Linked DNA regions of Homo sapiens: region 1 is linked to region 2. Evidence: read pairs that join two places in POLR2A ChIA-PET (ENCODE). Cell type or tissue: A673. All regions are shown on one strand. Each heading gives the region's core, and the rest is flanking DNA. Links, peaks and the distances in the headings are about the cores only.

Evidence for each region. Peaks named below come from ENCODE experiments on the same cell type or tissue, not always from the same donor. Only the 100,000 strongest peaks of a DNase experiment are listed, where the experiment ranks them.
Region 1: POLR2A ChIA-PET joins it to region 2 with 9 read pairs; 1 of 35 experiments calls an interaction of 5 or more read pairs at or near these places.

What each region holds. Positions count from the first base shown.
Region 1 is chr11:74,469,934-74,474,317 of GRCh38, forward strand. No RefSeq gene overlaps it. Among named protein-coding and RNA genes, the nearest start is that of KCNE3, 4.6 kb to the left of the region's middle. In A673, for the core only: no CTCF peak of the experiment used is centred there; DNase peaks (open chromatin) are centred at 828 and 2,318; H3K27ac peaks cover 1,763 bases.
Region 2 is chr11:74,668,628-74,673,011 of GRCh38, forward strand. It overlaps a transcript of POLD3 not described here. Among named protein-coding and RNA genes, the nearest start is that of MIR4696, 50 kb to the right of the region's middle. In A673, for the core only: no CTCF peak of the experiment used is centred there; no DNase peak of the experiment used is centred there; H3K27ac peaks cover 206 bases.

The DNA.
Region 1 (4,384 bases), core at 269-4,268, 200 kb before region 2:
TTCCCTTTTACAGTCTTTCAAGAATTTAAGGTCGGCCAGGAGCAGTGGCTCATGCCTGTAATCCCAACACTTTGGGAGGCTGAGGTGGGTGGATCACTTGAGCTCAGGAGTTCAAGACCAACCTGGATAACATAGTGGGACTTCATTTCTACAAAAAATAAAAAAATTAGTTGGGCATGATGCTATGTGCCTGTAGTACCAGCTACTTGAGAGGCTGAGGTGGGAGGATTGCTTGAGCCCAGGAGGTTGAGGCTGCAGTGAGCCAAGATTGTGCCACTGCACTCACTACAGCCTAGACAACAAAGTGAGACCCTATCTCAAGAAAAAAAAAATTTGCTGGGCGTGGTGACTCACGTCTGTAATCCCAGCACTTTGGGAGGTGGCGGATCACGACGTCAGGAGTTCAAGACCAGCTTGCTCAATATGGTGAAACTCCGTCTCTACTAAAGATTAAAAAAAAAAAATTAGCTGGGTGTGGTGGCATGCACCTGTAATCCCAGCTACTTGGGAAGCTGAGGCAGAAGAATCGCCTGAACCTGGGAGGCAGAGGTTGCAGTGAGCTGAGATTGCGCCACTGCACTCCAGCCTGGGTGACAGAGCAAGACTCTGTCTCAAAGAAAAAAAAAAAAAGAATTTAAGGTCTATCCTCTACTCCCCCTTCTCTGGGGTGAGGATAAGGCAGCAACCATGTCAGGGAAGGCAGCTGGCCATTGGAAAGGGGGCTGAGCTGCCTCATGTTCCCCACCTGTGCCCTGGAGCCTTGCCAGCAGGCTTAGATGAAGTGATGCGTTTAATATGCCTGGAGCCGGGCCTAGCATGAGGCATAGGCTTAATAAATGGCAGCTTCTATTGTCACTGGATGAGAAAGAGCAGGAGGAAACAGAGTTCCTGTCTCTGGGGATCTCTAGTCTGACAGGGACTTCAAGGAGCTCCCTAATCCAAAGACATTGGAGACATGGCCCTGACCCTGGGAAGATGGGGGAGTGGGGTGGATGGAATTTGAGGGTAGGATGAGCTGATTGAAGGGATGAGGGGAAGACTCACCTAGAGACATGCCACAAACAAGTCTTGGCTTAAATGTTACCTTCTTGGTGAGGCCTTCCCTGAGCATCCAATCTATAAATGCTAATTCCTCCCTTCTCCTGCCTCCCTACCTCCATCCCCTGCCTTGTTTTTCAGTAACACCTTAACAGATGATTCTGATATATTTCACTTACTTAAAAAAAAAAGTCTTTTGTTGTTGTTCTTGCTGCATCTTCAACTGAGGCCCACAGCTCCCGCTGCCCTCAGCCCTATCTTAGAGCTCTCCCTGAGTCTGGATTCCTGTAACCACCTCCTTCTCTTTCCTCTTCAGTCCTAGGGGTGGTAGTGATGCCCAGGTGCTTTCAGCTCCAGGATACCTCACAACCCCTGTGGTTTCCCCACTCCCTGCCCATCTCTGAATAGAGCCTTCTTGAATTATCCATATGAGATGGCCATCTTCTTCCTGAAGGACCTGGCTGGCACAGAAGCCCACTTTCTCTGCTCCTACAGCCCCTCGGGCTTTCCTCTCACACAGCACTTACCATTCTGTGTTACAATTGTCTCCTCTATTGGTTGACTCCACACCTAGAACATAAATTCATTGAGGGCACTAAGCCATTCCCAGCACCAAGCCTAGCACAGAGGAGATCTTAGTAAAAATTTGTTGAATATATGAGTGAGTGAATAATGGTCATGAGAGGGAAGATCCCTAGGAATTATGTTATCAGAGAAAGCTTCCAAGAAGAGATAGAACCTGAGAGAGCCTCAAAGGTCAGTAGGAGACTTTTTCAACCTCTGGGCCAAACCTTTCCTCTGAGCATCGAACTCCCATATCCAACAACCTCCCTGATGTCTCTGTTTGGATAATGTGGGGACTGGGACTCTTGACTTCTTTCCCTTTCACTTTCCTATGTCTCAGTCAATGGCACCATCATCCATCCAGTTCCCTGTTTGTTTTCTTCATAGAACTCAACCCAATCTTCTGTTTATCTGTTTGGGGCCTGCCTTTCCCATTGGACTGGAAGCGCTATGAGAACAGAGACCAGTTGTTTCTTTTCCACCTTGGTATCCCTTGAGTTACATCTTGATTTTTCAGTAACGCCTAACCAGATGACTCTGATATATTTGATGTTCCTAACTTAAGGTCTAGGAAGTGGGGGGAAAATGTTGAGAGGTAGGGTGAGTGTGGATGGTACCTGTCAACAGTTTCAGAAGACTGGGTCACCAGGGGGAAATGCAGTGTGACTCACAGAGGAAGTTTCACAGTCACATCAAGTTACTTTATTCTATTATTCATGAGGAGCCCGTGTCTGTGCCTTCAGGGTCTTATCTCCTCCTGGCTTGTCAGTTTGGTCCTTAATCCCTTGCATTCCCCAAATCTGAAATGCTACAGCCCAGAAATCAGCTCGTTCCCTCTTCTCTATCCCCTCTTCTTCTCTCTCTTCCAAATCCCTCTCTAAGGGGAGTGCTACATCCTTCTCACTGATGTGTTTATGAGGTGTCTGAAGATGTGCGTCTCATTCTGATTCCAACAGCAAATATTCATCTTTGGCGGAACTACTTGTCCTCTCTGGACCTGTTTCCCTCTCTGCACAGGATGGTGTGAGACTGTCTCATCTCTAGGGCTCCTGCCAGATCTGACCTTCTTCAAAACTCAGCCTTGTGGGGAGGGTCAGGCACCACACCACAGTTCTTAGCTTGGACAGGTATGGTGGCTCTTCATAGTTGCAAAAGCATCTTCACTCTTGCTGTCTCATTGGGTCCTTTGGAGTCTAGACTGGAGTTCAAACAGTGGACTTGCCTCTAACTACATGAATTTGGGCAATTTCTTTTTCTGAAACTCAGTTTCCTTTTCTGAAAACAGGGTCAGTAATACATCCCTGTGGATTTGTTATTTGCTGCAAATATTGTGCTTAGAACAGCTCTGGACCCTCGTGAGTTGGGCTGGAGAGAGGCAAGTGAGGGGCCGGGCACGGTGGCTCATGCCTGTAATCCCGGCACTTTGGGAGGCTGAGGCGGGTGGATTACCTGAGGTCAGGAGTTCAAGACCAGACTGGCCAACATGGTGAAACCTATCTCTATTAAAAATACAAAAAATTAGCCAGGCGTGGTGGCGGGCACCTGTAATCCTAGCTACTTGGGAGGCTGAGGCAGGAGAATTGCTCAATCCCAGGAAGTGAAGGTAGCAGTGAGCCGAGATCATGCCATTGAACTCCAGCCTGGGCGACAGAGCAAGGCTCTGTCTCAGGGGAAAAAAAAAAAAAAAAAAAAAAGATAGGCAAGTGAGGTGGAATTGAGCTGAATACCAATAACTCAATAACTCCTCCCAGGTTCCCAGCATTTTGCAGGGCTTAGCATACCCCGTCCATCCTCTAACTGTGGATTAGGGCTGTGCGTCACCAGGGTCCAGGTAGGAAACAGATGGCACCCTGAAAATGGGTAATTCAGAGTGTGGCGAGGGCTTAGGAAATCAAGACAAAATAGTGCAGTATGTCTGGCTAGCAACAGTGAGGATGAAAACTACCTGGGCTGACAGGGCAAGGGGAGGAAGGGGTTACTGGAACTCAGAGAGGGCAGTGGTGGGGAGGGCATCTCGGCTGGAGCTGTGGCCTTTGGTAGAGGCTAACCTCTCGCAGGGAGAGAGCCAGGGGAACAAGCACCTTTCCCTCTCTCCCCTCCCATCCTGTGGTCTTCTACCACTGCCTCCTGTTGGCTCAACCCAGTTGGAAGCTCCAGAGTCAGGCGGCCTACTGTGGGTGGAGAAGGGTGGTGAACCCATGAAGGGACACGTGGAAGGATCCAGCACAGGCAGTGCATCTGTCAGATGAGTAGGGTCCTCCCCTGATCCTTTTCAGCGTGCTCCAGGCAAGGGGTGGGAGGAAGGAGTAGAAGAACTAAGGAATGTGGGTGGAGGATGCGAGCTTGGGTTTTCACCCCAGAAAGGAGCAGGAGGGGACAATCTCAGTTCCTCAAATATCCACATACTCTCTGTCATCTTCAGGCCTTTGCCTATGCTGTTCTCTCTGCCTGGAACATACTTCCTCCTGGGGCCGGCTAACTCACCCTTAGATGCTACTTCCTCCCGGAAATCTCCCCTGCCCTAAATTAGATGCCTTTGTCTGTGTCCCCTGACTGCTCCCATCCCACGTATCTCCCCTTTTTCATATGTATCATCCTTGTGTAAGTCCCTGTTCTTGGGCAGGGTACAGTCTGATATGGGAAGAATGGCCCTGACTGCATGGAAAATGTTGCTCTCACTGGGAGAGCCCCTAGTCCAAGAGGGAGCAATAGACGAAGCAGCCCCTGGGGGGATCAGAATGCTGTTTGGTTTTTGGTGCTTCTAATCTTCTACCTCCAAAGT
Region 2 (4,384 bases), core at 278-4,277:
ACTGAGCTTTCTTAAGCTGGGTGAGTAAGGGGTGGGTGGGAACATTAAAGAGGCCCGGAGTAGCTAGGAGGGAGAATGGGGTTAGGGGGTATAATGGGAGAAAAGGGAAGATATATAGAGTTTTCCTTTCTGTTGTGTTTTTTTTACAGTGGTGCTGGACATGCAGTCCCACTCACTAGACATTTTGGAGCATTACGTGGAAATGCCCATCCAGCGGTTGGAGAGGTAGGGTAGGATCTGAAGATCTCAAGCCTCGGAAGCACAGATTTAGGAGTCACTGACTTAGAGGTGGTAGTTTCAAGTGACGTGATGGTTAAGTTCACCAAGAGAAAAAGTTTAGAAAGAAAAAGAGCTGAGCCTTCTGCCCTATTTTTTAGAAGAGGGTTTCTGAGAGCCTGGGTATTCAAATGATAAGATGGGTGTGTGGTGCAGGGACAAGACTTCAGTCAGAGGACCCAGGGTCTCTGCTTTAGCACCATCTTGCTGTGTGACGTTGGGCAGCTGACCTTACTATCAGTGCCTCAGTTTCCTCCCCTGTAACCAGGGACAATAATGCCAGCCCTCTCTCCCTCCCAAAATTATTGCATGGATCAAAAGGGAGAATGCACAAGAAAGTGCTTTGTAAACCACTCAAAAGACTCATCAAATGTAAGGGATTATTATAATTGCAGTGGGAGATGCAGGAGGCCAATAAAATGGATTTGGTTGCAGTAAGCACAGGGGTTACTTTCTGTTTCTTTAAAAAAAAGAAAAACCAGCAGCCGCAAGTACTGCCAGGTGCACGGCGTAGTTTTTCCAACTCTGAGAAGCAAATAACAGAGAGGGGCCAACTGGCTCATCCCAGGAGGCCTGTCTTCACCAATTGAATCTGAAATCACCACCAGCAGGCCCTGTCCTGGCGGGATGGGACCCAGGGAGTACAGGGCCAACTGAGGCCGTCCACATGGCCAGAGACCTGGGCCCTTCGCCCCTGCGGCTTGGAACTTCCATCAGGCCCTGCCCAACCAGATGTTCTCCTTAGAGCCCCAGGTGGCCCATGAATGGTGCTACCCGGCCCCCAAGCCACGTTCAGGAGCATCACCTCAGGGTTAGGCAGGGAAGAGACCATGGCTTTATGGCAAAATTGGCCAGGCCAAGTTTCTACGGCTCCCCAGGTGGCCGGCCTCATTAGTGTTGAGGACCACATTGGGCCTGCCAGAACCGCAGGACAAAGTCCAGTGCAGAAGGCTTGGGGAAACTGCTTCCAGTTCTTTCCAGGCCCAGAGACACGTCCCCCAAATGCCTGGCTGGATATAAGCCCCTGCAATCTGTGTGCCAGCCCGGGGGCAGTCCCCTCAATTGCACCTTTAAGGTGGCCACACTTTCCCCAAATCTTCCTGGCCAAGGCTAGAGAGGATCTTAGAGACCTTCTAGTCCAGCTCCTCCATTTTCGGTTAAGGAACCTGAGGCCCAGAGCGGGCAGGAACTTGCTAAAGGTTAGAGTCGGGGAGCTTCTCTGAGGCAGCACAATGGAGCTGGGAGCAGAAATCAGGTCTCTGGCCTCCCAGCTGTCCAACCCTCTGCTCCCCACTCTCTTTCCTCCTGCCTGTTATTTTCCAGTCTCTTCCCCTTGGGGCTGCTGCCCTCTCCCCTCCCTCAGAGCTTCCTGGCCGGCCCTACTGCTCTGAGGTCCCCACCTGAGGCTACGATTCTGCTCCCTGACTCTGCTGAGTGCCCACTGGCCAGCTCCAAGAGCATCCCCTGCCCTAAGCTGCCACAGAGAAGCTCCCAGGGAGCAAGCAGAGAACAGAGGCCGAGAGCTGAGGCTCGGCTGGGAGCCACAACTCCAGGCCCAGCTCTGCCACTGTGGGTCTGAGAGGGACAGAGAGAACGCTACTTTTTGAAAAACGACTCTTATACCCAGGCCCTGTATTGGAGCTTCTCCCGTCCCTCCTGACACTTCCTCCCGGAGCATTTATTTGTCCCTTCAGTGCTCATCCTTCAGTCAGCACAACCTTGCTGAGGATTTAGACTCCGAGCCATGCCCTGTCAGGGTGCCGAGGTACAGACACCCCTTACCAACACAGCCTTGCCCTCAGGAGCTCCCAGGCTGGTGGAGGAGATGTCAGAATGGGCATCTGCCACCAGCGTAATGGGCACATGACAGAGGGAAAAACAAGGGGACTCCAGGGGCCCAGAGGATGCACCCTCTCCCTGCAGCTGGGGCGGGTTAAGGGAAGGCCTCAGCAAGCTCAAATGGCTTTTTTTTTTTTTTTTTTTTTTTTTGTTGGAGATGGAGTTTCACTCCTAACGCCCAGGCTGGAGTGCAATGGCGCGATCTCGGCTCACTGCAACCTCTGCCTTCCAGGCTCAAGCAATTCTCCTGCCTCAGCCTCCTGAGTAGCTGGGATTACAGGTGCCCGCCACCACGCCCGGCTAATTTGGTATTTTTAGTAGAGAGACAGTTTCACCATGTTGGCCAGGCTGGTCTCAAATTCCTGACCTCAGGTGATCTGCCTACCTCGGCCTCCCAAAGTGCTGGGATTACGAGCATGAGCCACCATGCCTGGGCATCAAATGGCTTTTTAAAAGATGAGCAGGAGATCGAGACCATCCTGGCTAACAAGGTGAAACCCCGTCTCTACTAAAAAAATACAAAAAATTAGCCGGGCGCGGTGGCGGGCGCCTATAGTCCCAGCTACTCGGGAGGCTGAGGCAGGAGAATGGCGTGAACCCGGGAAGCGGAGCTTGCAGTGAGCCAAGATTGTGCCACTGCAGTCCGCAGTCCGGCCTGGGCGACAGAGTGAGACTCCGTCTCAAAAAAAAAAAAAAAAAAAAAAGATGAGAAGACATTTCCTAGACAGACAAGGTGAAAGGCATCCCAGGAAGCTCGTGCTAAGATGAGCGGTAACAGGGATGACGGGCTCAGGGAACAGTGCTGAATTTGGTGACTTAAACCACAGCCTGTGTGGGAGTGGCAAAGGCGAGGGAGTGGAGTCGGCAGAGGCCACACACGAAGGGTGCTGCAGGCAGGTGAATGTTTGGACTTGATCCCGTTCATGATGGGGAAGCCATTGAAGTGTTTTAAGCAGGGGAGATAGGATCCCATGTGCCTTTTAGAAACACCCTCCTAGCTTATAAACGCCAGGGGACAGAGGACCCTCCCTTTTCTCTCGTGTCCTGGGCCTCCTGGAGAGGTGCCAGGGCAGGTCCTACGAGCGCATGTTCTTTGTGGAGTGCCAGGCCTGGTATTTCTTTTCCTTCCTGGGGGGTGAGGCTTCCCATCCAGCAACAGGAAGGATGAAACTCAATCCTATCTCAGGGTTTTTCACCCAAGGATGAATCAGAATCCACCATGGAATTTTCTAAATGACAAACACTTGGGCTGCATCCCATTTACTAAATCATGCATTCATTTCAGAAATGTTTCTCGAGCACATAGCACATGTGGACACTGTTCCAGGTAGTAGGGACACAGCAATGGGCAAAGCCCCTGCCTTCATGGAGCTTACAGTCAGAATCTCTGGGGCAGGCCCTGACATCTGTGTTTAGAAAAGCTCCAGTGGTGACCCCAAAGCCCAGGATTATGGACTGAATTGTGTTCCCCCAAATTCACACATTTCATTCCTAACCCCCAGTACCTGAGGGTATGACTGTATTTGGAGATGGGGTCTTTAAAGAGGTAATTAAAGTAAAATGAGGTATTGGGGTGGGCCCTAATCCACTATGACTTGTGTCCTTATAAGAAGAGATTAGGACACGGACAGGCACAGAGTGAAGACCATGTGAGGACACAGGGAGAAGATGGCCAACTACAAGCCAAGGAGGGAGGCCTCAGAAGAAACCAGCACTACCAACACCTTGATCTCAGACTTCCAGCCTCCGGAACTGTGAGGAGACACATGCCTCTTGTTTAAGTCACCAGTCTTTATTATGGCAGCCTTAGCAAATGAATACACCCAGCCTCACCCAGGAACTACTGCTTAAAAAACACAAGAGGATACAGAACACAAATAGGAAGCACCTCTGAAGCACCTCTGGGCAGTGTGGGCTGCATAACCCAGAGCTTAGAGATCTCTCTATAGGTTTGTCCCTGACAGAAGCCAGTTCCATTCACAAAGGCACCACTATCCTGGAAGTGTGGGTGTTTCAGAGCAGCCTCCTGGTGGGGCCCTGCCTTAAACCCTGGCAGGCCTGCCAGGAGCTCCTCCTCACCCACAGAGGGCCACATCCACAGAAATGATGACAAAGGGCCCTTAGGTTCTTGCGTTCCACAAGGAGGCTCCAGTGGGAACAGGCCTTGGGAACCAAGGACCTGTGCTGCCCAGAGAAACCCAGGATGGGCGAGGAGCCGGCCTGAGGTCACACAGCCTGAAGGACAGCATCTGAGCTGGACTCTCACCCC